3 separate regions of the Mus musculus genome follow, and all the other regions are linked to region 1. Evidence: chromatin loops called from intact Hi-C (ENCODE). Cell type or tissue: left cerebral cortex. All regions are shown on one strand. Links, peaks and the distances in the headings refer to the core of each region. The heading gives the core; the rest is flanking DNA. Region 1 has its middle 96 kb from the start of Tm4sf1. Region 2 holds the start of Gm31796 (a long non-coding RNA gene). Region 3 overlaps Dclk1 (doublecortin-like kinase 1).

Region 1 (10,850 bases), core at 883-8,882:
TGTGAGGTGGATTTCAGGGTAGTTTTGATTTGCATTTCCTTGATGCCTAAGTTTATTGAACATTTCTTTAGGTGCTTCTTGGCCATTTCATAATCCTCAGTTGAGAATTTTTGTTTAGCTCTGTGCCCCATTTTTTGATAGGGATATTTATTTCTCTGGAGTCTAACTTCTTGAATCCTTTGTATATATTGGATATTAGCCCTCTATCAGATGTAGGATTAGTAAAGATTTTTCACAAACTTTTTGTTGCCATTTTGTCTTCTTGACAGTGTCCTTTGCCTTGCAGAAGCTTTGCAATTTTATGAGGTCCCATTTGTCGATTCTTGATCTTACAGCACAAGCCATTGCTGTTCTATTCAGGAATTTTCCCCCTGTGCCCATATCTTCGAGGTTCTTCCACACTTTCTCCTCTATAAGTTTCATTGAATTGGGTTACATTGAATCTGTAGACTGATTCAGCAAGATGGCCATTTTTACTATGTTGATCTTGCCAATCCATGAACATGAGAGATCTTTCCATCTTCTGATATCTTTTTAAATTTCTTTCCTCAGAGACTTCTAGTTCTTGTCATACAGATTTTTCACTTGCTTAGTTAGTGTCACCCCAAGGTATTTTATATTATTTATGACTATTGTGAAGGGTGTTGTTTCCATAATTTCTTTACCAGCCTGTTTATCCTTTGTGTAGAGAAAGGCCACTGATTTGTTTGAGTTAATTTTATATCCAGCCACTTTGCTGAAGTTGTTTATTGGGTTTAGTAGTTCTCTGGTGGAACTTTTGGGGTCACATAAGTTTACTATCATATCATCTGCAAATAGTGATATTTTGACTTCTTCCCTTCGAAATTTGTATTCCTTTGATCTCCTTTTGTTGTCTAATTGCTCTGGCTAGAACTTCAAGTACTATATTGAATAGCTAGGGAGAGAGTGGGTAGCCTTGTCTAGTCCCTGATTTTAGTGGGATTGCTTCCAGTTTCTCACCATTTAGTTTAATGTTGGCTACTAGTTTGCTGTATATTGCTCTTATTATGTTTATGTATGAACCTTGAATTCCTGATCTTTCCAAGACTTTTATCATGAAGGGGTGTTGGATTTTGTCAAATGCTTTCTCAACATCTAATTAAATGATCATGTGGTTTTTTTTTTCTTTGAGTTTGTTTATATAGTGGATTATGTTGATGCATTTCCATATATTGAACCATCCTTGCATCCCTGGGATGAAGCCTAATCGATCATGTTGTATGATCGTGTTGATATGTTCTTGGATTTGGTTTTCAAGAATTTTATTGAGTATTTTGCATCGATATTCAGAAGGGAAATTGGTGTAAAGTTCTGTTTCTTTGTTGGGTCTTTGTGTGGTTTAGGTATCAGAATGAATTGGGTAGTGTTCCATCTGTTTCTACTTTGTGGAATAGTTTAAAGAATATTGGTATTAGGTCTTCTTTGAAGGTCTGATAGAATGCTGCACTAAACCCATCTGGTCCTGGACTTTTTTGGGGAGCGGGGGATACAACGAATGACTGCTTTCATTTCTTTAAGGGTTATGGAACTGTTTAAATCATTTATTTGTTTCTAATTTAATTTGGTACTGGGTATCTATCTAGAAAATTGTCCATTTCATCCAGATTTTCCAGTTCTGTTGAGTATATGCTTTTGTCGTAGGATCTGGTGATTTTTTTTGGATTTCCTCATCTTCTATTATGTCTCCCTTTTCATTTCTAATTTTGATGATTTGTATACTGTCTCTGTGCTCTCAGGTTAGCCTGACTAAGGGTTTATCTATCTTGTTGATTTTCTCAAAGAACCAGCTCCTGCCTTGGTTGATTCTTTGTATAGTTATTTTTTTTCTTTCTTTCTTTTTTTTTTCCTACTTGGTTGATTTCATCCCTGAGTTTGATTATTTCCTGCTGTCTACTTCTCTTTGGTATATTTGCTTTTTTTGTTGTTTTGTTTTTTTGTTTTGTTTGTTTGTTTGTTTGTTTTTGTTTTTGTTTTTGTTTTTGTTTTTGTTTTGTTTTGTTTTGTTTTGTTTTGAGACAGGGTTTCTCTGTATAGCTCTGGCTGCCCTGGAACTCACTTTGTAGACCAGACTGGCCCCGAACTCAGAAATCTGCCTGCCACTGCCTCCCAAGTGCTGGAATTAAAGGCATGCGCCACTACGCCTGGCTATTTGCTTCTTTTTGTTCTAGAGCTTTCAAGTGTGCAATCAAAATGCTAGTGTAAAAATTCTTTAATTTCTTTCTCTACTTTTTCCTTGATCAAGTTATCATTGAGTATACTGTTGTTCAGCTTCCATGTGTATGTGGGTTTTCTATTGTTATTGTTGCTACAGAAGTCTTAGTCCATGGTGATCTGATAGGCTTCTTGTATATTTATGGGCATGTCTTTCTTTAGGTTAGGGAAATTTTCTTCTATAATTTTGTTGAAGATATTTCCTGGCCTTTTGAGTTGAGAATCTTCTTTCTCTTCTATACCTATCATCCTTAGGTTTGGTCTTCTCATTGTGTTCTGGGTTACCTGGATGTTTTTGGTTAGAAGCTTTTTGCATTTTGCATTTTCTTTGACGGTTGTGTCAATGTTTTCTATGGTATCTTCTGCACCTGAGATTCTCTCTTCTATCTCTTTTATTCTGTTCGTGATGCTTGCATCTATGACTCCTGATCTCTTTCTTAGGTTTTCTATCTCCAGAGTTGTCTCCCTTTGTGGATTCTTTGTTGTTTCTACTTCCATTTTTAGATCCTGGATGATTTTATTCAATTTCTTCACCAATTTGGTTGTGTTTTCCTGTAATTCTTTAAGGGATTTTTGTGTTTCCTGTTTAAGGGCTTCTACCTGTTTACCTGTGTTCTCCTGTATTTCTTTAAGGGGGTTATTTATGTCCTTCTTAAAGTCCTCTATCAGCATCATGAAATTTGATTTTAAATCCAAATTTTGCTTTTCCAGTGTGTATGGGCATCCAGGACTTGCTGTGGTGGGAGAACTGGGTTCTGACGATGCCTAGTAGCTTTGGTTTCTGTTGGTAACATTCTTGTGCTTGCCTTTCTGGTTTATTGTGCTTTCCCATCTGATTATCTCTGGTGTTAGTTGGTCTTGCTGTTTCTGGCTAGAGCTTGTCCCTCCTGTGGGCCTGTAAGTCTGCATCAGCACTCCTGGGAGACCAGCTCTTTTGGTGGGACCTGTGTACCAAGGATTGTGGAACAGCTTTAGCTCCTGTTTGTAGACTGCAACCGGAAAAATCCTGTCCCAGCTGTTACACTGTTCCTGTGCCCTGTGTGCTCCTGGCCAGTCCTGCTTTGGACGGTTATTGGAGAGAAAATGGAGATCTCACCTCTGAGCCCAGGAGTGAGAGCTCTCCTGGGAGACCAGCTCTCTCCTGGAAGGCCCCGTGTACAGAGGACTGCGGAACAGCCTTAACTCTAGGTGCAGATGGCAACCAGAAGGATCCTGTCCCAGCTTCTCCCATGTTAGGGATGCAAAGTGAATAAATTATTGAAGAATAATAAATAAAATAAAATAAAATAAATAAAATTTTATTTTTTCTGGATTCAAGTGCTAAAGTCTTTAAGATAGGCCCACCAGAAGGGGATGAAATATCTACAAATATTTAGTTGTTATGTACTTTAATTTCAAATGTCTTAGAACCATTACAGTATGAAAAGTCAGAAATATAGAGATTCAATGTACAGCAGATTAATCTGTCAACAAATGAGAAGGTACCTCAGAAGAAACTGGAAGTGATACAAGTAAGGAGAGGAATTTCCTTCCCCTCCTGCAGATGAGATTGACCTAGAAAAAGACCTTGAATTTACTGCACAACTTCAGATATTAAATAGACAAGTAGAAAAGCTCTTGAGACAAAGGAGTTTATTCCCAAAACAAGAGAAAGGATATGGAGGAGGAAAAAGTTACTTCCTGAAACAAGAGGGAAGGTATAAAAGACAAAAACAAAAACAGTGTTTGGACAAGAGTTACACCAAGCTGAGCCCTTTCATTAAAAAAGAGATGTGTTTAATCATAGATCTTTGCTGCCACCTTGTGCCAGCATGGAGGAATTATTGCCTGGGTCTTAAAATAACACCTTAAGTGTTTTCAGTAACAAAGCATTAGATTCACGCAGATAGCATCCTCAAGGTTATGTTCAGATTGATTGGAAACCTATAGATGGGACAGATTTAAGGTGATTAAAAGATGCATTGTGAGACAGATAATAAACAATCGGGCTATGCAGAATAGAATTATACCACAGAGTGGAAGGATTTAATGACAGCTATATTAGAAGTTGGTCCTCAATTACAATGGCTTACATGGTGGAGAGAGGAATCAATGGCCACAGAACAATGTAATCAGGCTAAAGGAATATTTATAATAGGATCGTTTTTTAAGTGAAGGTCAATTTGCTGACTGACATATAGGTACAACTTGAGGATACCACTATAGCACAAGGGATTTTTTTTGTGCCTTTAAGGGCATAGGATAGAGTTGAGGACCAGGAAAAATGACTACATCTTTTGGTAAAATTATCACAAGTCCGGGAGGTGCTTACACTGACTTACTGCAAAGCTTAACTTCAGCAGTGCGAAGAACAATAGCAGATCCAGATATAAGAAAGGTGCTACTTGAATCTTTGGCTTTTGAACATGCAAATAACTATCATTAAAAATTCAACTTGCCAATCTAGATTAACGGAATAAAGCTGATGCTGATATTGTATATCAGCTGCATATAATACAACTTTAACTTGACAAGCCTTAGGTAACGGTCTTAACTCTCAGAAAACATGATGCCTTAACTTTGGAAGTTTGAACATTTTGAAAAAAGAATGTAAAAATTTGCATACTAAAGGAAATGACTCATTTCAAAATAATCAAAATATAACAGCAAGAATTTGGAATAAATGTGGAAAAGCCAGACATTGGGCTAATGACTGCCAATCAGTAGGAGATGTCTAAGGCAAATTTTTACCAGAGGATACCACAACTCAGAGAGCCCAACTCAGCACCCAAGAGCAAACAACATGAGCCAACAACATCCTGTCAGTAACAAAATAGCTCACAAAGAAGGCTAGAGAACATAAAGTCAGTATTAGAGATTTAGTGCATGGTATTACTGCTACAGATAGTGCTGCTTTTGACTCAGCAGTGGGTAAACATCTTACACTGTCTCCACAAATTAATTGTTATAAAATAGCTAGTGGTGTGTATGGTCTTTGTACAGAACCAGTAGGGATATTTTGGGAAGTAGTTTCACAGCTCTCAGGTTTATTGTACAGGCAGAACTAATAGATGAAGATTATCAATGTGAAACTAAATCATGGCTTATGTTAAGAAAACTATACAACTATAGCCAAGTGATAGGACTGCTCAATTATCATTACTTCCATATCACAAAGGTAAAGCAGCTTCAATAAATATGACAAGAAGATTTAGAAGTACTGGGAGGAAAGTATTTTGGCAAACTATCATTATTAATGAAAGACCAAAATTAAGGTTAATGGTAAATGATGTTGAAATTAAAGGTTTGATGGACACTGGGGTTACTGTGTTTATAATTTCTGAAAAACCGTGGAATCAAAATTGGCCATTTCGAGATGTCTCCACTCAGTTTATAGATTTTGGAACACATCTCATGTGAAGCAGTGTTGTTTGGATTAAATGTTTAAGGCCAGAAGGCCAAGTAGAAAAGTTAAAATTGTATGTGGCTGACATAACCATAAACCTATGGGGAAGGGGTTTATTAGAATAATAGGGAACTCAAATTAATATTCCTTCAATTTCAGAAACAGCCCATGAAATGGTGTTTTAAATGGTTTATAGTCCTGAAAAAGTTATTACAAAAATTATCAAGGATAATTATAGGTTATATAGGTTGTCAATAGACAGAACAAAACATGAATTGGCTTTGCAAATTTAGACTAGAGGCCACTGCTAATAATATGCCAATAGCCTTGCTTTTAAAATGGCTAACCAATATGCCTATATAGAGGCAGAGCAGTAGCCCTTAACAAAAGAAAAATTACAGTCACTTGAGCATCTGGTGCAAGAACAATTGGACATATTGAGGAGTCTACTAGTCCTTGAAATTCTCCTGTATTTGAAATAAAAAAGAAATCTGGACAATGGAGAGTGTTAACAGATTTAAGAGCTGTAAATAGAGTAATTCAGCCTATGAGTTCCTCACAGCTTTGAATTCCTTTACCTTCTATCTACCCAGAGTCAATATCTTGTGAAACAACCACTAAAAATAATTTGTAAATGATTTCCTCAGTGTATTATTTACCATTACATGGGTGATATTTTGTTAGGAAAAAATGTACACTGAAACAAGAAAGGTTGTTACCTTACTGAGTGCTACAGATTGCACCTGAAAAAATACAGAAAGAAAATTCTATAAACTATTTAGGATTTAAGCTGAGTCCACAAACAATTTCAACAAAACAATCAGATCAGAAGAGATAAATTACAAACTATTAGAGATTTTTTTAAAGTTATTGGGAAATACTAACTGGTGATACCCTCCTATTAGATTAATTACTCAAAAGTTAAGTAATTTGATTCAAAACCTGGAAGGTGATTTAAATGTAAACAGTGCAGGGAAATTAACAGCTGAAGCGGAAAAGAAAATAGCCCAGAGAATATGAGAAACCTATGTGGAGCGATTAGACCCTAAAATTAACTATACTTTAGTTATTTTACCCTTCATTCATTCTCATACTGGAATAATTGTGCAAAAGGAAAATAATATATTAGAATAAATTGTTAACACATAAACAAATTAGAAAATTTTAAAACCTATATAGAAAAAGTTTCTGAATTAATTATAAAAGGCAGTGCCAGCTCTGGGCCACCTTGGGCGTGAACTTGGAGGACAGTCCCACAGTCCCCAGAGGACTCTCCATGCCCCAGACGACCTAGCATGCCCAGGATCTTAAGATCACAGGTAAGTGGAATGCAACATCTGTCATAACAGAACTGGAAGTGCCTGGGGCCAGCAGGAGCAGGGACACAGGAGCCCTGCCTGCCCAGCGGCTCAGGTTTCTTCTGGTCTGTACAGGTCTACCTTGGATTCTAACACAACAGACAGCCCCACAGTACCCAGAGGAGGTACCACTTCCAGATGCCCTAATATGCCCAGGATCTTAAGATTCCAGGATCCCAGGAGTTTGGTCACACCAGGATATCAGGGTCTCAGAGGAAGCTTGACTGCCAAGAACTCTGACACTGAGTCTCAGGTTCACAGGATCCCAGAATCACAGGATAACAGAGATTGCTGGACTCTGCGGAGTTCTGACTGAACCAGGATTACAGTAAGGACAGGCTCTAATCAGATATATTGAGGGCAGCAAGCACTTCAGATAATCAGATAGCAGGAGGCAAGCATAAGAAGCAACTGAAACCAAGGTTACTTGGCATCATCAGAAACAAACTCTCCCACCATGGCAAGTCTAGTATACCCATCACACCAGAAAAGCAAGATATGGATCTAAAGTCACTTTTCATGATGATGATGGAGGACTATAAGAATAAAATAAATAACTCCCTTAAAGAAATACAGGAAAACACATCCAAGCAGGTGGAAGAATTGCACAAAACCATCCAGGATCTAAAAATGTAAGTAGAAACAATAAAGAAATCACAAAGGGAGACCACTCTGGAAATAGACCTAGGAAAGATGTCAGGAGCCATTGATGCAAACATAACCAACAGAATACAAGAGATGAAAGAAAGAATCTCAGGTGCAGAAGATACCATAGAGAACATTGATATAACAATCAAAGAAAATGCAAAATGCAAAAAGATCCTAACTCAAAACATCCAGGAAATCCAGGAAACAATGAAAAGACCAAACCTAAGGATAATAAGTACAGACGAGAAGGAAGATTTCCAACTTAAAGGGCCAGTAACTATCTTCAACAAAATTAGAGAAGAAAACTTCCCCAACCTAAAGAAGAAATGCCCATGAACATACAAGAAGCCTACAGAACTCCAAATAGTTTGGAACAGAAATGAAATTCCTCCCTTCACACAATAATCAAAACACTAAATTCACAAAACAAAGAAAGAACATTAAAAGCAGTAAGTGAAAAAGGTCAAGTAGCATATAAAGGCAGACCTATCAGAATTACACCTGACTTCTCCTCAGAGACTATGAAAGCCAGAAGATCCTGGGCAGATGTCATACGGACCAAAAAAGAACACAAATGCCAGCCCAGGCTACTATACCCAGCAAAACTCTCAATTATCATAGATGGAAAAACCAAAGTATTCCACGACAAAACCAAATTCACACATTATCTTTCCACAAATCCAGCCCTTCAAACGATAATAAAGGAAAAAAATTCCAACACAAAGAGGGAAACTAAGCTGGAGAAAAAGAAAGTAATCTTTCAACAAACCTAAAGAAGATAGCCACATGAACAGAATTCCAACTCTAACAATGAAAATAACACAAAACAACAACTTTTCCTTAATATCTCTTAATATCAATGGACTTAATACCCCAATAAAAAGACACAGACTAACAAACTGGTTACATAAACAGGACCCAACTTTTTGCTGCATACAGGAAACCCACCTCAGGGACAAAGAGAGACACTATCTCAGAGTAAAAGGCTGGAAAACAATTTTCCAAGCAAATGGTCCACAGAAACAAGCTGGAGTAGCATTCTAATATCAAATTAAATCGACTTCCAACCTAAAGTTCTCAAAAAAGATAAGAAGAGACATTTCTTACTCATCAAAGATAAAATTTACAAAGATGAACTCTCAATTCTAAACATCTATGCTCCAAATGCAAAGGCATCCACATTCATTAAAGAAACTTTGCTAAAACTCAAAGCACACATTACAACTCACACAATAATAGTAGGAGACTTCAACACCACACTCTCATTAATGGACAGATCATAGAAACAGAAACTAAACATAGACACAATGAAACTAACAGAAGTTATGAAACAAATGGATTTAACAGATATCTATAGAACATTTCATCCTAAAACAAAAGGATATACCTTCTTCTCAGCACCTCATGGTACCTCCTCCAAAACTGACCATATAATTGGTCACCAAACAGGCCTCAGCAGAAACAAAAATATTGAAATTATCCAATGCACCCTATCAGATCATAACAGACTAAGGCTGATCTTCAATAACAACATAAATAATAGAAAGCCCACATACACATGGAAGCTAAACAACACTCTCCTCAATGATAACTTGATCAAGGAAGAAATGAAAGAGAGAAATTAAAGACTTTTTAGGGTTTAATGAAAATGAAGCCACAACATACCCAAACTTTAAAAACAAAATGAAAGCAGTCTGAAGAGGAAAACTCATAGCTCTGAGTGCCTGCAAAAACAAACTGGAGCGAGCATACACTAGCAGCTTGACAGCACACCTAAAAGCTCTAGAACAAAAGGAAGCAAATTCACCCAAGAGGAGTAGACAGCAGGAAATAATCAAAATCAGGGCTGAAATCAACCAAGTGGAAGTAAAAATAACTATACAAAGAATCAACCAAACCAGGAGCTGATTCTTTGAGAAAATCAACAAGATAGATGAACCCTTAGCCAGACTAACTAGAGGACACAGGGACAATATCCTAATTAACAAAATCAGAAATGAAAAGGGAGACATAACAACAGAACCCGAGGAAATCCAAAAAATCATCAGATTCTACTACAAAAAGCCTATATTGGAAAACCTGGATGAAATGGACAATTTTCTAGACAGATACCAGCTACCAAAGGTAAGTCAGGATCAGATTAGTGACCTAAACAGTCCCATATCCCCTAAATAAATAGAAATAGTCATTAATACTATCCCAACAACAACAACAAAAAGCCCAAGACCAGATGGGTTTAGTGTACAGTTCTATCAGGCCTCCAAAAAAGACCTAATTCCAATACTCCTCAAACTATTCTACAAAATAGAAACAGAAGGTACTTTACCCAATTCTTTCTATGAAGCCACAATTACTCTTATACCTAAACCACATAAAGATCCAACAAAGATAGAGAACTTCATACCAATTTTCTTTATGAATATTGATGCAAAAATACTCCAAAAAAATTCTCTGAAACCCAATTCCAGAGCACATCAACATGATCATCCATCATGATCAATTAGGCTTCATCCCAGGGATACAAGGATGGTTCAATATATGGAAATCTATCAACGTAATCCACTATATAACAAACTCAAAGACAAAAACTACAGGATCATTTCATTAGATGCTGAGAAATCATTTGACAAAGTCCAACACCCCTTGATGATAAAAGTCTTGGAAAGATCAGGAAATCAAGGCCCATTCTTAAACATGTTAAAAGCAATATACAGCAAACCAGTAGCCAACATCAAAGTAAATGGAGAGAAACTGGAAGCAATCCCACTAAAATCAGGGACTAGACAAGGCTGCCCACTTTCTCCCTACCTATTCAATGTAGTACTTGAAGTTCTAGCCAGAGCAATTAGATGACAAAAGGAGATCAAAGGAATACAAATTGGAAGAGAAGTCAAAATATCGCTATTTGAAGATGATATGATAGTATGTATAAGTAACCCCAAAAATTTCACCAAAGAACTCCTAAACCTAATAAACAGTCAGTGAAGTGGCTGGATATAAAATTAACTCAAACAAATCAGTGGCCTTTCTCTACACAAAAGATAAACAGGCTGAGAAAGAAATTAGGGAAACAACAAACATCAAAATAGTCACAAATAATATAAAATACCTTGGCTTGACTCTAACTAAGGAAGTGAAAGGTCTGTATGATAAGAACTTCAAGTCTCTGAAGAAAGAAATAGAAGAAGATATCAGAAGATGGAAAGATCTCACATACTCATGTATTG
Region 2 (10,850 bases), core at 1,385-9,384, 1.7 Mb before region 1:
TTGTGATCCCAGAGTCTTGGAATGCACCAAGATCCAAGATGGTAATTTTAACATAATTATTCAATTATTCATTTGGATATGTTCTTTTCAAATTGGCTCACCTAACACATATCATAAAATAATTTTTATTATTTTAACTTGTTAATTACTATATGATTGTCTCTCTGTGTCTGTCTGTCTGTCTCTCTCTCTCTCTTTCTCTGCCCCCCCCCCCCACACACACACACACTTCTCCCTCTGTCCAAAGATTTTAAGAACTTGAACTTGATCAGCTCAAAGGTCCACTTTTCCCATGAGCTACCTGCTACTTCCATTGGAAATTCGCACAAAGAACTCTCTGACCCAGGGGAGCACGGGGTTGTACGCTGTGTGGAGGGTCAGATACATGCTTCTTTTGGATATCTGGGTTTCCGGGGTTTTAATCATCAGATTTCATGAAGCCACTCTAGTCTGTTGGGAGAATAGCGGTCCAAAGAGCCCCCACAATTAACACTTTTGTCAACTCAGATTCGAAGCCAGCGTAAAATAATACACTTCCTACTCTCCTGTTTAAAGGCAAATAAATCAGAGAAACTTGAGGACATATGAAACATTGGATGACTACAAACGTGCTTTACACTTGGGCTCTGCGGTGCTTACACATGGAGCAACTAAGAACTGGAACCCTGGGACGTCAGATGGAATCTTTAGTTTGTATGTAATTACATACAGATGGGGGAGGTGCTTTAAGTGGCTCTTTTGTTTTTTAATCATCTCAAATATGCAGCCAGCCAGCCAGCCAGTAGCACTAAGGGTCATAACCTGATGGGAAACAGGAAATCTAAGGTAGAGGTTTTTGAGTGCCTGGGCTCAGGCATTTTTGTTTGTTTGTTTCTGTTGCTGGCTCTAACATGGGGGCCTCTGTGGTCAGTTTTCCGGTAAGTGAGCATCTAACTGGCAGGTGTTGTGATCATGCAGTTTGCCCAAAGAGACAAGGGGTGTGGATTTATTGCTTTCTGTCAAGAAAAGGCAATCTCATACCTGTAAATTTCCTCAACATTTTTTTTTTTGGTCAATTAAACTGAGACCCTTAATGTTACTTTAATGTAAAATTGTATAGTTTTGACTGTGACATACTTTATTAATTTTAAGTAATTAGTGCTTAAGCCTTCAGAACTGTTGGTATCAAGAGTAGGACTTTAAAGTGGTGTTAACTTAACAATGCTCATTCATTCCAACTCACTCAGCTGTAGTCAGGGACAGAGCAGAATAGCTCTCTTACATGCCCCTGACATTAAATCCTTGGTGTGTTCAAAGAATAAATAAAGAGAAATTGAAGCTGGTTCAAGGTTAGAGTCATATCCTTGACAACTTTTTAAAAATTTTTTTATTAGGAAATTAATATTAGCCTTTTTCATTCTGGCTGAAAGAAAATTATTAGAGGATTACTTGAGTGTGAAATTGAATAGTACTTTGCCCCTGCATACTAAAGAGGTGGGCTGGGGACTTGACACATTTAACAAGTTTCCCTCAAGGTTTCGATTTGGAGAAAACAAATTCAACATTTCCTTTGGAGAGTCTGCCCTTGTCACTTGCTGCATGGATCGGATGACGTAGGTTAGTGTCTGATTTTGGAATCCCAATGAAATAACTTTCAAACAATTTGTCCCCATGATTAAAGGTGGAATGGTATCCAATTTCCCCCCTAATCCTTCAGTTTAAGCTCATAAATTGTAGGTGAATGTGGAATGAAATCATCTGTGATATATTATGTTCATTTACCAAACGAGCTCTTTTGATGTTGCCTGTTTTTATGTAAAACATGTTCTTAAACTAATAAAGTCATATCTCTTGGTGTACAAATTATTCACAATGCCCTTCGTTGCTGGGCCAGCTCCTTGGTTTACATTGCCATGATGGTAAAAATCTCATATCGGTTCACTTGGAATTGCCACATTCAGTCCAGAGAGGAATAACCCAGCTGTGTTCCAGGTTGGGGGTGGGGTACTCTGTATACGAGGCTTTAAAAATTAGTCATGCGGTCAAAATGTAGCTTTCCCACATGTCCTCCACAGCACAGTATATATTTCATGAACATAATTCAAAATCAACTATTCCAAAAATGTCCCTTTTCATATATTACCTCCCTGGCCTGGCCAGTGACTTGGACAAACACAGAGAAATCCAATGCTGTTCAGCCTTATTTTATCCATCCACCTACACGCACAAGCTCTCCAGAGGAGACTGCTATTTTAGATGCTAACCTGTAATTAGCTGCCATTTTGTTGACCTTCCCCATTAGGCATTCCAAGCTCAGTTTTGACCTTAGAGAAAATTGCAGCACCGTATGATGGAAGAAAGTTCTTTCCTGTTGGGGTTTCAGTGCCAGGAGATTGAAAAGTCAGCCAGCAAGAGTGATCATAGGCTCCCTGGTGTCACCTTTATGAAGGTGCCAGAATATCTCCCAAGCTCGTGTAAAATTAACTGTCACCTTCCCAGCCACCCATGGGCTGTTGAAGCCCCTGTTTCCCCCTTTGCTCTCCATAGAGAAGAATCTTCTAGATTCTTCTGGCAATTTCCTTGATACAATGGTCACGGCAATTGCTGCCTAAGGACCGTTATCTTGTTTTATGAAACTGATGGGCTTGCCAAAAATCTGCCATTCAAAACTTCCGGTGGGGGGAGTCTCGGTTACAACTCTGGTGCTGGAGATGATAGAGCTGCCACACATGGGGGCTGGGAAGGAGCAGCCTTCCCTGACCCGACCGCAGGCCACTTAGGCTAGGGAGCTGGATAGGTGCTGTGTGATGTACACAAAGCGAGCAGTTAGGAAGGCAGAGGTCAATGGGCTGTGAGAAACAGGTACAGAAGCATCGTGGGGATTTTTCAGAACACATCTCCTGAACCAACTAAGAAAGCCTTTCCTCGTAAGTCTTAAGTGGTAGCCAGGTCCGGTCTCCCCAAAGACGGGCACTAAGACAAGACACACCCAGCCAGCTGGAACAGCCAGATCCACGCTGGCCATCAGCACTGCGACAGATGTCCAAGCCAGCTTGCCTGCACTTCAGATCATTCATTCAAGTGTTTTTTGAGTGAGAGCCAGAAGCATGGATGGCACTTCATTTGGGCTTAGGAAAAATATTGCCTATTTTATTTTATTTTATTTTATTTTATTTTATTTATTTTATTTTATTTTATTTTATTTTTATTTTTATTGCTCTGGTCCAAAAGACTCACAAAACAAGAAACTATACTTGAGCTGACAAAGATGCCATTTATTGGGATTCTTGGTTCGACATTCAGGTGACTCGTGTCTACACCTAGCCTAGCCTCATATGTTCATAGCAACTTTGATTCTTGAAAAGGTGTGTCTGCCATCTGCTCTTATGATGGCACACATACCCCATGGTGATTTTGGCTTAGCTCCTGGGCTCTGAGGTAGAAGGCATCCCAGAGTTCTCTCTGCCATCTGGAATTAGCATAATGTTTTAAACTTTTTATCCTACATTAATACTGGGATATGTCCATCCGTTCAACAAGCTTAACCAAGACCCACTATGAGCAAGAGATGCATAGTTTAGGCTAAAGGAAACCATATTATTTCTGTACAAAAGACCCTCATTCTAGCAAGAAATAATCTTCTACTCTTTGGTCATTGTATGGAGCTACTGATTTATCGTTCACAGATGGCCAAACACCAGTCTGTCAGGGGCACATCCTTACCAGCTTGTGACTAGCTCCCAGCATGTGTAGACAGCGTTGGCTGCCTGCAGTCTAGACATCAGTCACTTGTAACTAGACCTGTGGTCCACCCACTCCATTAGAAAGAAGAAAAGAAAGGGAGATGGTGAGGGAAGAGAGAGCTGGTGAAACTAAAGGCAGAGGAGACACAGCCTTATCTTCTGTGAGGTGTCTTATGGATCGTTGAAAAGGAAAGGAAGTATTGATCGATTGTTGCACTCTTTAAAAGCAATTCCAAAGGGATGCTCTGGGTGAGTGTGTGGACTTAGCAAAGTTCTTAGCCCCATACACATTCTTCACTCAAGACTACTGTGCCCTTCTGACAGAGTGAACACAAGTAAGACACCATAAATAGCTCTATCAGCACACCCCCTCTCAAGCTACACGTCTTTGTCCGTTCTTCTTGGACTTTCCAGATCCCCTTGAAGGACTTTTTATCAAACACCCACAGCAGAAGTTCAGCCTGGGACCCCACATTCACACCCAGTGTGAGTTATATATTTTTACCTTTTCTCTGTCTTGTGTGTATGTTGGGGGGTGTGTGGAGAAGTTAATATTAGTATTTGATATGGGAATAAAAGAACCCATATTTTCCTTGGCTAGGCTGCCTAGTCAGATGGGTTTTATGACAGACTGCTGTCATTAAACATATTAAACCTCATGAATTTATTGTTATGCAATCAGTTCTGACATTGTAGGATGACACCACATCTTTGTCAATGTTTCTGGCATAGCATCTTCAGGACTCCTGGGCTGGCTTCCTTAAGAGGCATCTTGCTCCACTTCCTCCTGGGCCAGGCCTGAGATGGGAGTTGTCTTGTTTCCATTCAGACATGTAACTGTGAGAGAGAAAAAGAGGGGAGGATAGGTGGATGGATGGATGGATGGATGGATGGATGGATGGATGGATATGGATACAGGTTAAAGCAGCTGCAACTGGGTTTGAGAAGCATCAGAAGTTCCGGAAAAGTCTGTATAGATAAGCTAATGAAGTAGACCAAGAAAGGCTGCCTGGGTCTGGAGCAGGAACTAGGTCAGGTCTAGGTACAAACAGATGGGTTGGCAGGCACAGTAGGCTGCTCTAACCTGCAAGGGGATGGCCTGGGGGAGGGAGGCTAATTAATCCAAGTAGGTGAGTCTGTGGTACTTGAGGCATGCAGATATTAGATGGTAGGTTGGTATGCAGTCAGGGCATTGCAGTGTTTGGTGTTCATCTCTTTATAGAGTCCAGGTGGGAGAGGTACACTCTTTCTTCAGTCTGGCATGTCCACTCAGGGGCTGCTTTCCATCTATAACCTTAATGCACCAGTGTGCCTCTATAATCTCAATTCACTGCCAATAAATGTACAAGGCGGCTCCCTTTCTATTCCCGTGAATAAGCCACTTATCCATGTATGCTGGATGGGTGGTGCCTGGCAGAAGGTGCAGTTTCTGGGTCCACCCAGAGGCTGCAGTCTTCCTCTGCCTTCAAAAACGGAGTAAAAAACTGCTTGTAAAATGCAGTTTCCCAAGGCAAAGCACAGCCTGAAAAAACAAGGCTTAATACAACACAGAGTAACGGAGAGTAGTGCGCACAGCCTGATCTCAATGCAAACTGCTTTCTCAGCGTCAGCAGAGGGCGGCCTCCCCGGCAAACAAAAGACTCGGCCACATGCAGTTCCTTCTCAAGAAGATGTCCTTCTTGCAAAGCTCCTGGCTCTCTTCCCAGGGGGAAAACGTTCTTCTCTCCTGGGTTATTTCTCTTTGCTTTGGGGAGAAATAAAAAAAAAAAAAAAGGAGCAAAGAGGGAGAGGAGGAGAAAGAGGGTGGGAAGAAGGAGGGAGGGAGAAGGGGAGACCCACTGACCCTGAAAATCGCTCTCTCCTACCTTCTTCCTAGACAAATCCACATTGTCACCTTTCCTTGAGAACAGGGTGATAATTAATGTTCTCCCCGAGAGAGGTTTCATTTTTCCATCAGACTCACCTATTAATTTGCTGAGTTCTTCTGATTAAGCGGCGAGCCTGTCGGGCGGCGTGGGCGGCGAGCCTGTCGCTCGGTCGGCGTGGGCTCATCACTCTTCACATCCTTTCATTTTCAACAACTAACTCGAGGCCCCAACCAACCCAGACATTTTCAATTTCCTCCCTCACCATGTGGATGTTCCCACGTCTTTTAATAATATTCTGAAGTCAGCTCCTGTCTCCCGAGCAAGCTGATTTTGCTTCCTCCTACTTACTCTTTAGAGGAAAGTAAGGGTTTGCATTGGTCCCTGGAAATGGAACCCGAAGATTCCCTGCATGAGAGGGCGGCCCCACACTGCCATGGGTACCTACCCACTGATTCAAAGTCTCTCTGTTTCCAGGTGTTTTTTGTGGGTTCTCCTAGAATGCCCACACGTTGGCACGCTTTTCCCCACTAACGCTGCTGACAGATAGGTGTGGCTTCACCACACTGCCACACAGAGCCATCTGACAATAGAACCTTCCCTTCTCAGTATATTTGCACAGAAAACATCAGCTGAAAACCCAAGGAAAGGGAAGCAACTATCACCTGTATTCCTGATTCCTGAATGCCCAGAAATACATTCAGGAGAGCTGGGAAGAACTGAGCAAGCCTCCAGACCTCAGCAAGTGCCAGTACTGTATCTGTCTACAGACAGGTTTTAGGTAGGCTCGGTGTCAGTTGCCTATAGCTTTTGTGACCATTCCACCCCACTCTTGCCCCATACCCTGAACTAAAGTCCAACAGGCAATGGGTGCCCTTGGGCTCAAGAAATGAGTCCCGGCTTTGTCCTCAATTGGTCAGCAGGACTTTCTGGACAAGATGGAACTTTCCAGGTGAGACAGGGTCCAGATTATCATGGAATCAAGTCAAGAATTCTGTCAGTCTGTATCCCCTCTCTGGGCCTACTTCCTCTCATCTGGGTTCCCTCTGCACTCTCCCCAAATTTTTACTGCCTAAAAATTACTTGGTTTATAAATATTTGTGTAGATGGGTAGAGTTGTGTAGGCGTATAAGTCCGCATATATGCACATGTGTGTTATGTGCTGTGATGAGCAACTGCATGGACCAGCATCCCACAGTGTTGCCGGTCTGCTGCTGTCAGTCAGCATCACCCTGGACGTTACTACTATATCCTGCGGTGCCTCTTAACAGACTGTGGGAACTAGGGATGGAGCTGCTGGATGGAGCTGGCCCCTAGTGTTCTGTTTACCCGATGCCTCATCATTCACACCAGCACACAGGCAGCTGCAGTAACTTCAGATCTGAGCACCCAGCCTGCTGTAAATCAGGAGGGTAGAGTCTGTGGCTGGAAAGGAAAACTCGGCTCCTTTCTTCTTGTTTCTTCCAATCAAGCTGTGGGGTTTTCTGAGTGGGGGGAGGTCTGTGTCTCCAGCCTTCTTCCACACAGTCATGCTTTTCACAGCTATCTGATGTGAATGGCTGCCTGCTGGCTATTGGCATCTTAAAAATGTTTATATGTGCAATCCCCAGACCGTTATCTCCCTTCCACATGGGGCCCACTTGAGCAGTCAGCCAGTTACCCTCGTATTGACTTTCTTTCTTCCTGTTGATATGACTGACAGGAGAGTCTCTGCTGGTAAGTGCATTCCCCCACCTCTATCTCTGGAGAGCAGAGGGGTCTGGCCATGTCCTGCATCTGTGAGGCAGCGAACATCAGTGGGGCCCAGGCGGGAAAAGACGACACGTGGAAGTGTAAGCAAGGACTTTTGTGCAACAGATGCAGACCCAAGGCAAGCTTTGGAAATTCCATGGGCAGACGTGGCTTTCCAGGGTGTTTTTTTTTTTTCCAAGCCACAAATAAAAGAATGGCTTTAAATATACTTCTTGGGTTCATAAATCGCAATAAATTTGGTCCCACATGGTCATCCTGCTGGCTAGACACCTGAGCAGAGATCTCACTTGGCCATCAGACAAGTAGAAAACCAGGTAGAGACCACGTGATACTCCAGAGACAGTGAGGTTGGGGGCTTTAGTGCTGTGGTGGTTGGAAGGAAATGTCTCCGACAGAATTGAGGATTTGTACACTTGGTCCCTGGTTGGTGTCCCTGTTTGGGGAGGTTAGGAGGGACAGCCTTGCTCGAGGAAGTCCATCACTGGGGGGCAGGCTTTGAGGGCTTATAGCCTCACTCCACCTCCAAGAATCCTGCTCTGATCACTTGCTGCCCTGCCACAGGCCATTATGGATTCTCACCCAGAAGTAAACTCTTGCCTCCCTGGATTGCTTTTGGTCATGGTGTTTTCTCAGAGCAACAAAAAAATAACTCTCAAAACTATCTGACAGAAACAAACAAACAAACAAACAAACAAAGCAACTCAGGGGAGGCAAGGGTTATTTGGGATCATGGTTCCTTTTGCTGAGGAAGGCATAGCAAAGTCCATGACAACAAAAGCTTATGGTGGTGGTGCCTCTCATGACAGAGGACCAGAAAGCAGGGAGATGCTAAAACCAGGGCAGGCTTATCTTCAAAGGCCCAGTCCTAAAGGCCTACTTCCAGCAGCTAGACCCCAACTCCTACAGGTTCCCACAGGCTCCCAAACAATGCCACCAGATGGGGACCATATGTTCAAAATATGAGTTTATGGGGTACGAGTCAGACCAATCAGACCAAACAGAGGTCGTCAAAGAGGCAGCAGCGATAAGGCAGAGAGAAGTGAATGCCCTCAGGAACTACAAAGAAGGCAAAAGTGATCACCAGCAGTTAGCAATATTACCTGGGGAGTTGGGCAATTGTGCTATGATTAAAAGGGTTTGTGTGTGTGTGTGTGTGTGTGTGTGTGTGTGTGTGTGTGTGTGTGTGCATCTCTGCACACGAATGGGATTCAAGCCTAAAGCAAGTTGAGAGAAGAAAGAGTTTATTTGGAATATGGTTAATATGGTATCAAGGGAAGCTGAGGCAGGAACTGAAGCCAGGACCATGGAAGAATGCTACTTACTGGCTTGCTCGCAGGCTCACATTCAGCTCCCTTTTCAGCCCAGACTCATCTGCCTGAGAAGGATGCTGCCCTCAATAAGTCTGAACGCTCCTACGTCAGTTAGTCAAGGAAATGCCCACTGACCAATTTGATGGAGACAAATCTTTCAGGTTCCCTCTTTCCAACGAGTTGGCAGCTGAAGCTAGCTCTAACTGGGGTGTGGCTTTTGAACACATTGATCTAGGTGCTTTTGGAGCGCCTGCGAGGAGAAAGTACCAACAAGTTAGGCTGGATGTGGTGATTTAGGAACGGAACCCAGCAGTGGTCGTGGAAACCTTGAAGACTTGGGACCATCCCCATTTGGAGATGCACATATATGGTAGAGAAGAGATTCAACCCCTCTGGTGTTCCCTAGCAGGAGGAGACCCCGAAGACAGAAAAGATATCACGTATATCCAAAACCATAAATCCAAACAAAACATGGGGCTCATCAGAGGGCATTTCACAGGATCTGATTGTTAGTGCGAGTCAGCTGAGTTATTTTGGAAGGTAGAAAATGAGGTCGCAGAAATAAATACCACTCAAGAGGGAAATGTCAAAGCTATTTACTGAGCTCGCCATGTGAGGGAATGAGCCACCAGCACTGTATTGGAACAGAGATTCAAATGCGGGCAGGAGCGGGGAGCTTTGCAGTGCTGTTTTAGTCCACTGTAAAGGGGTATTCCCATGCAGGCTGCCTACAGTGTGGGAGACATAGGGGGCTCAGGGGGGGACTGGAGATGGGCTAGCTGGAAGTGGGTCATCCCTTGGGACTCATTAAGGGACACAGTTGGCTTTTCTCTGGTGGTTCCCAAGTTAGAGATAGGGATGAAAATTAAAGAAGCTTCCAGTATTACTCAAATTAGCTGCCAAGGCATGGACATTTAGTTGACTGTTCTAGAAATTACTCTTACGCTTCCAGGATTGTGACCAAAGAAAGCAACCTGGCTTCCTATAGATCTGGCTTTATAGCAAGCTGGCTTCCTGGGCAATTTATTATAGTTACGTATTAATGTAGTTTCCTTGACATGAAACTATGGGTCATGTGTCAGAGTCTTGTTTTTCTAATACGTCCTAGCCATTATCCATTTAATCTTTCAGGATATACTCGATTAGTCTCCTGGGAACTTGGTAAAAGTTGCAGGCATGCTGTCGGGGCGAGAGGGAGACAATCCTGCAGCAGAAGGTAGGTTAGTAGGAGAGAGAGTAACAATCACAAGATCTCTTCGGCACTAAGCTCTGGGGAGTTTGGAGAGGGAATGGGCAGATGAGTGGGTTTGGTGAGCTGAGAAGTTATTTATCTTTATCCCTGGGGAGAGGGAAGCCACTGATAGGCTTTAAGCAGGAGGTAGGGCTGATGAGGCAACATCCCCTTCTCAAAGAACACTCTGGCTGCATTCTAGGAAGGTCAGGAGCAGATGCTGGGAAAGAAGGATGAACTGTGATGCCAACAAAAAAGCGTCACCAGTGGGTGAAGGCTGGGGAAGTCAGACAGACAGACAGACAGACAGACAGACAGACAGACAGACACACAGAGAAAGATACAGATAGAGTCAGAGAGACAGAGGGAAGACAGAAAGACAGACACAGAGAGACAAACAGAGAGAGAAAGACAGAGAAACAGAGAGTCAGAAGCAGAGGGACAGAGAGAAAGACAGACATAGAGAGGCAGAGAGACATAAACACAAAGACACAGAGAGTAAGACAGAGAGACAGAGACAGAGAAACATAGAGAGAGACATAAACAGAGAGACAGAGACAGAGAGTCAGAGACAGAGAAAGACAGAGACAGAGAGACAGAGAAAGACAGAGACAGAGAAACTGAGACCCAGAGAGATAGAGAGACAGATAGAGATACAGAGAGACAGAGACAGAGAGAGACATAGAGAGACAGAGAAAGACAGAGACTGAGACTCAGAGAGATAGAGAAACAGAGAGCAGACTGAGACCTCTGCTCAGAGTTTCCATGTTCTTATCTTCATCAAAGCAAGCGTTCAGAAGTGAGATCAGGAGGAATGGAGGAAGTTCACAGCACAGCACACTAGAGGAGTGAAGGGGAGGAGGGGTCTCCAGGAGTTGAACCTGTCTGAACAATAGCTACTGTGACATTTCAAGTCAAGTTCTTCAAAGGAATTTAAAAGATTAAGTTTGGGTATGCTTATTTTTATCTA
Region 3 (10,850 bases), core at 1,900-9,899, 1.7 Mb before region 1:
TGTGTTGGTTTGTTCCCTGTACTGTCACAGCATGCATTTCTCCCCACTCCACCCCTCCGTTAGCACACAGGCTTCAAGCAGACAGAGGTCATTCCTCTCTCCCATAGCCTGGCATCCCCAACATAGCTCTCAACATAGTAGGTATTTCGCCCATCCGTCTTTCTGCCACTTCCCCAAGAATTCTGCCATTTCAGCATTTATTTCTGGCTCATGCCATAAAATGGGATCACCTTTCCCTCTGCAGTGTTGGAAACTCTTCCTCCAGATTTGGTCCCAATTAAAAATAGACATATTCGTTAATTCCTTCCTCCGGCCATTAATGTTCATTGTAACATGAATGGCTACTGTGCATAGGTCAAGAGAACCAAGTGCTTGCATTAATGATTACAGAATACTTGCAAAGGCGATACAGCACAGTAATAATGAATAGGAGTGTACATAGATAATAGATAGGTCAGATAGATATACTATGGTGGACTAATAAGATAGCTTGATGCCAGAAAACACAAGATAAAAGATACTGGAGACCTAATGAAAAGCCATGGATTATGCTTAAATGGGGGAAATGTCTTACAACAGGTCATTTGGACTTAGGTCTTCAAGAAAAGGAGAGTCCAGAGTCTCAAAGAACCAGACCCATGCATATTTCTACTTAGTATCATTTCCTACACTAACCAGTAAAACCTTGGTCCTATCTAGACATGTAGTGAATACCCACTAGATAAATGAATGACAGATGCTGAGAGGGGGAGCAGACCCCATGTGGAGACAGTGGTTCATGCAGGAAGCATGCATGTCATGCTTGGGGAACAGCGGGGGGGATAGCAGGGGACAGAGGGGGACAGTGGGTTTCTTTTTCTGGACAGAAACAAGAAATGATGTGTAAAGTGAGGAGGGGAAAGAAAAAATAACATCAGGGAATGAAAGCAGACATCTCTCTCAGGTTTGGATTTTTCCAGATAATAAGACACACCCTATTGTCTGTCCATTCATCTACTGATATAATTATTTATTAACTGTGCGGTGTGTGCTCAGGCACTGTGCTGAGACCCAAGGATCCAATGGGGACTAAAGCACGGTCTCTGCTTTCAAAGGTCACACAGCCTTTGGCCAGTCGTGAACTAGTAAGTGGCGAGGCATACTTACATCCCTGGCCACCGTTCCCAAGGCAGCAGAAGTTTTAGCTAAAAGGAGCTTTAACATGGACTGTGTCATAATGGCAGAGTCATAATTGCAGATGATCTGAAGGCAGTAAAGAGGATTTAAAACTTAGGGAATAACTTTTTGCCCAGAGGGTTGTCTGGGATTTTAGAATGGCCAATTAAACAGCTGGGGGGGGGGGGGGAGTTTATTTATGACCATGCATGAAAGCAGGTCTGCTGGTCTCCTTAGCTTTGGATCTAAATAATGGACTAGGAGGGAGAGGAAGACATACTAACTTTTGGGGACTTGGGGGTGGCCATATTATCTTTTCCTTAAACATAGAGCCAAGGTTGAAAATAGATTTTATTAGTAACCTGAAGAGTTTATGTTTGGAGACAAACCTCCAAGGGTTTGATGGTATAGGGTCAGCAATGAAAATGCAGACAGAAAAAGGAAGGTAGTGAATGGGGTGGGGGAGGGGTTGCCGTTGATGACAGCTTCCTGAAGAAAATCTTGGTTGATTGGTCTCTGACCTCTTCCAAGTCTAAGACCCCGACCTGATTCAGAGATTCGGACCTCACTTCCCAGGATCTCACTTTCACCTTTTTTTTTTTCTTTCTTTCTCGCCCTTTTTATCCTCTAGGATGATGGTCTCCCAGAAAATGAGCATCAGCTGTCAGTAGCTGGCAAAATCAAGAAGCATTTCAACACAGGCCCCAAGCCGAGCAGCACTGCAGCAGGAGTTTCTGTAATAGCAGTAAGCATCTGAAATATCCACCTCTAACTTTTAAAAGCAGCCCTCCCCCTTGAGACAGGCATCCCCGGGAGATTCCTCCCAGAGACAGCCTAGTGGGTCATTTCTTCAGACAGCAATGGAGGGTGTGTGTGTGAGGGTTGTTTCCCTGGGTGCCTCATTATCCAATACCTCCAGGGTATCTAGCAGCATATATTAATTTCATGATTTATTATTTTAAAGAAAAAAAAACCCTCTCTCCCCAGACTGGACTCTCTTGACTCCCAGGTAAAGCGTCCAGCGTCTTTTTGATAAAACTTGGAAGGACAAGGAAGCTGAGAGGGAGGAAACGTAGCAGAGTCAGGTTGGAGCAATGTAGGCATGTACGCCAAATCTAGAGGAAAGCCAAAACAGAACAGAAAGTAAACACTGATTTTCAGAGAGAGAGAGCGAATCGCAGGAACGCCCAGCGAAGTCACAAGGTTTTGCTCCTTAGAAATTTGTTTAGTTGACAACGTTTATCATTTACCGTTTTATTTGATGAGGGGGCCCTGAAATTTTTTTTTCCTGCTCTACACACGCAGGCATACACTATACGTAATCTGATAGCTTCTCTAACAGAGATTAAATTGGTCTGAGAAACACTAAAACCTCAAACTTCCTGGTGTTAAATTCTAGAGTGCACATATATCAACGTCTCACGTAACTTGAGTTTTAAACAATTTCCTCTTTAGCCAGAGTATGTACGCCTTAGCAGCACACTCAGTGTGAGACCCACTTGGGCTGTTTCTTTCCCTTTTCTCAACAAAGAACTTGAGGCAGAACGATAAGGGGATCCTGGGAGAGATTTCACGCTGCGGACAGCCGTGCTGCTCCGCTCATGCGCAGTGTGCAATTGGTCAATCCTTGATACCGGTGTCTCGGTGTTCTGATTTTCTTCCTGGTTTTGATGAAAGGGACCACTTTGAAGCAGGTCTCCATTAGTAGCTGTCTGGCAGGGGCTTCCTCACTTTGCAAGAGGCACGGAAACGTGCTTGCTCTTGCTGTTGGAATCTCACAGTCCTCCAGGGACCTTTTTCAGTACATTGTGGGTGATGACACATGGGTAAACTGACGGTTATCCATAGAATGTAAACTCTTTGGGATGTTCCTCAGCAACGCTGAGGTTTTACACACTCATGTTGTTCTTTTAGCCTCTCTTTATCTCTTTCCAAAACTCAGTGGGGAAAAATATCAACTGCCCTCCATGTTTTCCAGGATGTCGGCATTCTTTGTCATCAGCTAACATCCATCACGAATTTTTGCAAGCCTCTATCTCTCGGGAAAACACGGCTAAAACAAAGTTCTATTTTCTTAGGTCTGGATATTCCAAAAGATTTAGCCCCAGTGGGCCACCATTTTGGAATGAGTGGTCAACACCAAATGCCCACAAAAAGGAATGTTTCTCTGCTCCCTTTGGAGCTCATGGCTGCTACAGAGAATGTTTTTCCCACCTGGGCCATTTTTTCCCCATAATTTCATTTTAATTGGTCTTTGGTTAAGTTTGCTTTAGCTGTTCAGTAACGGTTTGTTTAAAGCATTCTGAGAGTCCTGTAATGACTATGGATAGAGACTTCTGCGTGATTTTCCAGTTAGCACAGGATACATCTTTGAGGGCAAATCCTATTTTAATTAGACACTGATAAATTCTGAAACCAAATATTTACGAATTTCTTATAACTTCATCAAAACCTCTCAACAGAATATCAGTGGTCATCGACACGTTTTCTAAGCATCAGGACTTTACCATTTTGAATGCAATCGTTTTTCTTTTGTTTTTGTTTGTTTTGCTCCTGGCCCTGTACACACTGCTGACCTAGAACTCACTATGTAGTCCCTGCTGGCTTCATTCAAACTTGAAGCAACCTTCCTGTCTCAGTCTCCTGAGTGTGGCTCACTGTACCCAGCATGAATGCTATTTTGGATACAGAGGTCTCAGTTTGTCTCTGACATATTTTCCACGGCAGTCAAGCCCCCCCTGTAACTCTAAATTGCACATGAGTTCAGTGAGTCTTTAAGTCGCTTTAGGCATTACACAGCACTTCGGTATAATCTTTATGTTAACCCCTGTCAATCACATCTCAAGTATGAAAAATATCAATGTCAGAAGAAAGGGTCTGCAATGCCTCTTCTCCAGGATGCATTTCCCACACCAGCATGTGCTTTCTACGAGGACTCCTGCGAAGCTTCCAGGCGTGGGGCGGAGCTGGGAATTAGAAGCTGACCAATATGACTGCCTTGCTTTCAACTTTCAGAATAACACTGGCAAATTCCATAAACTTGTTTCTGATCCTAAGTATAAAGACTACTAGTAGCAGTTTTATCACAAGGAAAAAAAAAACCCCTATCATTAAATAATCTTCCCTTTCAAACTCTTGAGTATGACTACAAAGCAGTACTCTTTTGTGAGACAGGACTTTAGTGGAAGGTGAAATAAATACCTTTTATAAATGGTATAGTCTACAGAGGCCACTTGACAATTTAATAATTCTGGTTTTATTCCCCCATGATAAGAATGTCTTCAACAAATATAACATGGTGATTACTTCTGTTTGATGAATTAAAGTAAAAAATAAGTTTCCTTCAAGCAGATTTTCCCCCTCTGAGCAAATGTATGTTCCTGGGAGGCTGAGGCTATGAAATTGACTTTAAATTGACTTTATCTTACATAGTTTTTTTAAAATTATGTGCACTCCTGGAATTTTTTTAAAAAATTAGATTGGAGTATCAGTTTGTAGATTTTTTTTTCCTTTTCCTTTTCTGGAAACAAATAGGTATGGCATTGGTCTCTATGCGGGATTTGTCTTTCTTTAGTGAGAAATCTACCTGGCACAAAGTAGCAATGGTTATAAAGGAGTTTATGGCATACTCTGTTTCTTGAGAGACACAAGAACAAAGGTGCCTATGGGCTCAGCAAGCACTCTCTGCTCACAAGTGCCATTCCTGAAACACAGGAGACCCCCTGGTCTGAACCACGTGATCTTGTTCGTGTTGCCCCCTCTGCTGCCTTCTTTCTCATTCCAAACATTATTGAGACCAAAAGAAGGCTACAAGATGGCTTCATACAAAGGCTCCACAAGGGTCCCAAGTTGGCTGGGAGAGTAATTATCAACTGGAGCTCTTGGGAGTCATCGGGCTGTTCTGAAAGGAGGGAGGTTGATGGAGCGTCATTGAGTCGGGTAGTGTGGTCAGTGGAGCATCCGAGGCTGTGCATGAAACTGAGATAGATATTCTGTCTCTAAGGTTTCCATTGTCCTGCCAGCTTTCATAGCAGTTGGGCAAGTGGTGGTGGGGGGAGGGAGAGAGAGAGAGAGAGAGAGAGAGAGAGAGAGAGAGGAAACAAAAGGTTATTAAAATACAGTGTATAGACACGAAGTGGAATTAGAGATGACATTCTAACGGTGGCCTCTCTGAGAGCGGAGGGGGGAGGGGCATGATTAGATTTGTGCAGCTTGATGAAAAACCCATGACTAAGATGCCACTTTCAATTTTTTTCCCCATTTAATGCTGTTTATTGTTTTAGTTGATAATTTTCCTAATGCTTTAACATTGTCCTTTTGAATTTTGCTCATGCAAATAGAGCATTTCAGTCTAATTGAACAAATCCATACTAATCAGCTAGTAATTGTGGTACTGGAAAGCCGGGTTCAATAGCCCTTGCTTCCTGCTCTCTGGCAGTCTGCCTGTAGATGGCACTAGAGAACTAGTAACTGGTCGCCCTCTCTGTGGCCAACCTACCACCTTCCAGAGAGCAAGGGTGCTACAATTTTCTTTTCATAAAAGAAAAGAAATGATACATTTTTGAAGATTAAAACCTCATGTTGCTTTCTCCAAACGCTAGGATAGCCTAGTTTCCAATCAGAACACCGAATCTCAGAGTGGTTCCTAGTTTAAACGCCTAGGACCCTGGCGTGTTTTTGAAATGCCTTTTGTGCATTAGAAGTAGAATCTGTCAGGAGCGTCAAATCAGTGAGACACTTGAAAAGACTCCAGAATCTCTCTTCCGAAGCAAGGTGCATCCTCGGTGGGCAGAACAGGGCTCAGGCAAGCAGCAGGGCTTAGGAGTTGAGGCTTTTATTCCCAGGTAGCCAAAAGCTAACATCTTATTCCAGAATGGACAGTAGTGGGAACTTAACCTGTGTAGTATTTACTGTGTCTTTTGTTAATGCTAAGCACTTAACTGTACATACATGCTTTTTAATGTACATGGAAAGCTTTTCTGTGTTTCTATTTCATTTTATTTTCCCAGAGAAACTAAATCTTCTTTAGTTCAGGAGTATTATTAGATAGATAGATAGATAGATAGATAGGCAGACAGATAGACAGATAGACGTAGATGTAGATATAGGTCAACTCTCTCTTAAATCTAAATGCTTATGATTTTTGCCTCATTCCTTTCCTCTTTTGTTTCATAATTATAAAGCTGAAACAAAAAATGAGTTTAAGCCTACTGGATCTTACTGGGAGGGTGTTCAATCTCTGTATTCACAGTGACTAACAATGATTTCAGTTTAACCATATATTTTCTACTGTATAACAAAAGGAGAGGTGTTTACATATCTTTTGAAATTGAGGGCATGGTTAAATGTATAAACATTAAAAAACCTGATTGACAGACAAGTCTACCCTATGAAATTGGCATTCAGGATACTCGTAAGGGTCCTGTGTTTCTTTATTTTTATTTTACTTTCAATGTGCAGATTATGTTATTAGCTAGCTGCTCTGCAGGAAAGGCCCCATCACTGTGTGTGCGTGCGTACGTACGTAGTTAATGAAGAGCGTGGACTGGAGTCTTAATTCTGGAACACAATGTTGATCCACTGAGTTGCCCCATTTCTCTCTGCTCAGCTGGACCACGGGTTTACCATCAAGAGATCAGGGTCTTTGGACTACTACCAACAACCAGGAATGTATTGGATAAGGTATGAGATGGTGCAGCTCAACAGTCAGTGTTTCCATGGCAACGTGCTGGCAGTCTCCATTTACCAGTTCCTTCAGTGGATAAACATGTTTTTGATTTGTTACCCAGTCCATATGCTGCTTTATCGGTTTCATTTTAATCTTGATTGAGATGCCACACCCCCTCATTCCTTTTTTTCACCCATTCTTCACACTGACATTTGCCGGCTTTCTTTCCATCGCACATGCTCAGTATCGATTTCCCCTTACGGTTAAAAGGACAGTATATTCCGTGCTGATGCCAAAGCCTTTGCCTGTTGTTGCTGATTGCAGCAATGATGTTTCCAGTGCTCTCCTGCCCTGTAATAAATGGAACTACAGCAGCACTTCAGTGTGTGTTCTATAGAAGTATATACTGTCATTTTAAAGTTACCCAGCCCAGCCTTAACCTTCTCAGACGGTGAGACAATGCATTTACACCTTAGCAGTAGAAATGCCTCCCAATACAGCGGGCTACAGAATGCATTGTGTGTGTCAGTAAGCTTGTGTTTTCAAGTTCTCCACCTTTTCGTTTTGTTTCTGTTTTACCGTTCCCTTCCCCCTCCCTCTATGTACTAGCTCCTGCATGAATTTACTTTCTGAATTTTGTAACTGTCAGATTCTTTAGTTGGCTTCTCTGCTTGAGCAAGGGGGTCGATGGGAAGTGTGACTTTGTTTAACCAGCTTATGAATTCTGTCCCCTCGTTTCCGATTCCAGTCAATGGCGCTGGCGTCTCCTGCCAGGGGCATTGTGTGTGTATCTCTCTAGAGTTACCCACAAGCGTGATGGCTTGCGATGGTTTGAGACATGAACTCTGAGAAGTTCTAGGGAACTTCTCTTCACCTTAATGTCTCCAAAATGATCTCCAGGTAAAAGCTCCATGTTATAGCACTCACCAAGGAAAAAGCACCCCGAGCTTTGGCATTTGTTTTTCAAATAATAGAGTCTGTTGGTTGGCGCAGCACAGTATCTGCCTGACACCATTTCATGGATCAGACTGCCAAGTTTTACCACAAAAAAATTATATATATATATATGTTCATGTGTATATAGATACATATATACTTTATATATTATAATACATATACATTTCCCCTTTGATTATTGCTCCTAATTATTTTTTATAATTAGGGTCTCAAAACAAAGGGCTTAGAAAAGCAGAATATTCAGACAAATAACCAAAATCATGATCAAAGTCATGATCGTTTCTAGGTCTGCTTATAATAGGAAAACACCCTGGCTCGGTGAGAGGATTTCCCAGAAAGGGATCTTTGTGCCTTCAGGATTGGTCCAAGGGAGGGGATCCCACATCTAGTGTTTCATTTACCTAAGCAAATTAGCTCTGGGGGAGGGGGAGTTAATTATGATTCGCCTGCACACAGACCCAGCTTTTGACTTTCCAGCACTGAAGAGAGTGCAGCAGGGTACACAGTTCACAAATGCTGATCTCCCCAGTGGACCGCCCATGCTGTGCACACTCAGTGCCCTTTCCAGTGCCCTTTCAGGGCCTTTCCGGAGTGTGGCTTTGTGCCAGGGGCAAAGGCTAAGCAGAAGTCTACCTGTGGTGATTAGCCTTGCTCCCTTTCATACTTTATGCAAATCGAGCCGTAGTGGTGGATGCAGCCTTTCTTACCCTGTGTGTCCTGTCCTGGGGCGGATCAGCCAGACGTCTACATGTAGAATTGATAGATGGTGAAAAACAGGCCTCAAGTGTGTCTAATTACATCTGGACTTATTTGTATTCTTTTTGTTTTTTTTTTTTAAAGCATCCATAAATTCATCTAATCTCAGAAAAAGGAACATTCTGAGGAATTACAAAACTTATAGAATTAAGGGTAGAAGCAAAGTGTCAAGTAAACACAATAATTAATACACGTGATCCAGTATTAAAAAGACTAACTGCAAGCCTAGCGACAGTCCCCATCGGCAGACAAAATGACACATCCCTGAGTAACGGGCGGGAGCAGATGGGAGATTATCTCTTTCTTCTTCCACACATAAACCGCTCTGCTTTCCAGCTGGGGGCAGTAACAACAATGTTTATAGTTACTGCTGCACTAAACAGCGTACACAGTATGTAAAGCTAAACTGGAGACATGACACTAAAATCTCATTGCCGTCTATGCTTAATTAGGAAGTTTTATAATGCCATTTAGCCCCAGAATGAACACGCTCTCCTCGCTGATCACAAATGCTTCCCTTTTATCTCCACGGAAGTGGGAGCATTCATTTACCCACAGTGGCAGGCCAACTCCTCAATATAAACAATCGTTGACGGCAGAGGACCCCAGTCCCAGCGCTTGTGTTTGTAAGTGCTTGTGGCTGTTCACACTGTTCTGGGCAGAGTACTCCTGGGTCCCACTTGCACTTACAAAGTATCTCACATGAGGGTGTCAGCTGCTAAAACCGGCTCCTTGCAGTGCCCCAAATCAGTGAGGACTTCTTAATAGACATTTTATCGATCATGGAGACATGATGGGATGGAGGGGGGGTGTCCATTTTCTTCTTTCTCTTTTTCATGCCCCTGATTCTTTCTCAGCAACTCTGCTTTCTACCTACAGCCAGGGCTGCATTTTCTGGCTGGCCCATTTATCCAGGAGGCCTTACCACCCAAAGCCCAAGCCCACAAGCTCGCTGGGCTATTCCATGCCCCCTGAGGCCTGAAACATTGCTTCTCCCTGCTGCAAGTCACAAGAAAACACACCCTGCTCTAAACCTCCCTCCCCGCTGCCAAAGTGGGTCTAGTTGCATCATTTCTACCTCTCTCAAGTGCAGATGTCCCCCGTGGCCCATATCATGGCCGAGAACACGCAGAAGAGACTTCTGCATCTGAAGTATATGCAGACCATCAGGACCGTGACCAAAATGAACTAACTTGGTTAATAAAAACAGAACCAGCCAAACAAACAAACAAACACAGGAGGCCAGTCCTTTGAAAATGCTAAATAGGATGAAGCATGGAGGTGAAACAGGACAAAACTGGTTGGGTTCCCAGGCATGACATGACTAAAATGTGCATACTGGTTTCAAGCCCCTCCTGAAACAGTGAGTAATGAGGCAAACCCTGGCAGCCAGGCGCTGGCTTTGGGAGGCTATTAAATGCCGTCATGCTTGGCTGTTAAAAGGAACGGAGTCTATTAAGTGTATCTTGCTGGGTGCAGTTTGAAAGAGGTGTCCCTATTGAAGCCAGATAGTGCCCTCAGCACACTGAGATCTCTGCCCAAGGAGGCCTGCTTTGTGGCCAGTTGCTTTGACCTTGTGCTGAGTGCCAGAGGCTGCCAGAGGCAAGCAGATAGCATGGGATTGACCGCTCCTTCTAGCTCCCATCGCAACCCCTGGCTTCTTCTGTAACAAGGGGGGTGGGGGTGGGGTGGGGGGGGTGAGTTTAGAGCATCCAGCAAGTCACAGACAAATTTCAAAACCAGTCAAACTTTGGTGACACTTTTGGCTTCCAGAGGACAGTGAGCATTGGGTCCAGCAGTTGTCCCTTAATGTCCCCTGAGTGATGGCTCAGGCCAGGTTCAGAAACCCCAGAGCACTTGATAGCTATTGCTGTGGCAAAAAAAGTCAGGAATAGCTGAGAGTGGTAGTACATGCCTTTGATCCCAGCACGTGAGAGGCAGAGGCAGGTGGATCGCTATGAGTTTGGGTCCAGTTTGGTCTATGTAGCAAAATCCAGACCAGCCAGGACTCTACAGTAAACCTTGCCTCAAGAAAAAAAATAATAATAAGTTAAAAATATATAAATGAAGCACAGGAGAACCACCTGGGCATATTTCACCCAGCCACACCGCTGGCTGTTTCCTTTTGATTTTGTTTCATTTGGTTTTCAGAAGCCTCTTGTGAGAGAATTTCAACATCATATATATGCCTTTCTGTAACTTCAACATGTATCTAGAAATAAGAGAAAACCACGAAGCCTAAGTCCTCTCCCAAGTGGTATGAATTGAAAAGAGAGTCTATTCCTTTCTCTGGGGTTCTGGACAATTCAGTATC

The links. A loop is a pair of places that touch in the nucleus more often than their neighbours do. Peaks named below come from ENCODE experiments on the same cell type or tissue, not always from the same donor. Only the 100,000 strongest peaks of a DNase experiment are listed, where the experiment ranks them.
Region 2: it touches region 1 in a loop (4-fold over the local background); 2 of 42 quality-filtered maps call a loop at or near these places.
Region 3: a loop joins it to region 1, with 6 times the contacts of the local background. A loop is called at or near these places in 4 of 42 quality-filtered maps.

What each region holds. Positions count from the first base shown.
Region 1 is chr3:57,200,255-57,211,104 of GRCm38, forward strand. No RefSeq gene overlaps it. Among named protein-coding and RNA genes, the nearest start is that of Tm4sf1, 96 kb to the right of the region's middle. In left cerebral cortex, for the core only: a CTCF peak has its summit at 4,048 (motif pointing left); DNase peaks (open chromatin) are centred at 3,288 and 4,022.
Region 2 is chr3:55,537,217-55,548,066 of GRCm38, forward strand. Dclk1 (doublecortin-like kinase 1) reads left to right here. Exons shown (of 17, transcript NM_001195538.2): 17 at 1-1,852. Gm31796 (a long non-coding RNA gene) reads right to left here and starts at 6,129. Exons shown (of 2, transcript XR_375678.4): 1 at 5,686-6,129; 2 at 3,234-4,559. Gm25404 (a long non-coding RNA gene) reads left to right here and starts at 6,224. Exons shown (of 3, transcript XR_375679.4): 1 at 6,224-7,303; 2 at 9,781-9,865. In left cerebral cortex, for the core only: a CTCF peak has its summit at 5,322 (motif pointing right); DNase peaks (open chromatin) are centred at 2,728, 2,935, 5,289 and 5,928; H3K4me3 peaks cover 1,054 bases; H3K27ac peaks cover 2,763 bases.
Region 3 is chr3:55,515,087-55,525,936 of GRCm38, forward strand. It overlaps Dclk1 (doublecortin-like kinase 1), which reads left to right. Exons shown (of 17, transcript NM_001195538.2): 16 at 1,787-1,900. Among named protein-coding and RNA genes, the nearest start is that of Gm31796, 23 kb to the right of the region's middle. In left cerebral cortex, for the core only: CTCF peaks have their summits at 5,594 (motif pointing right) and 8,875 (motif pointing right); DNase peaks (open chromatin) are centred at 5,606, 6,922 and 8,861; H3K27ac peaks cover 2,416 bases.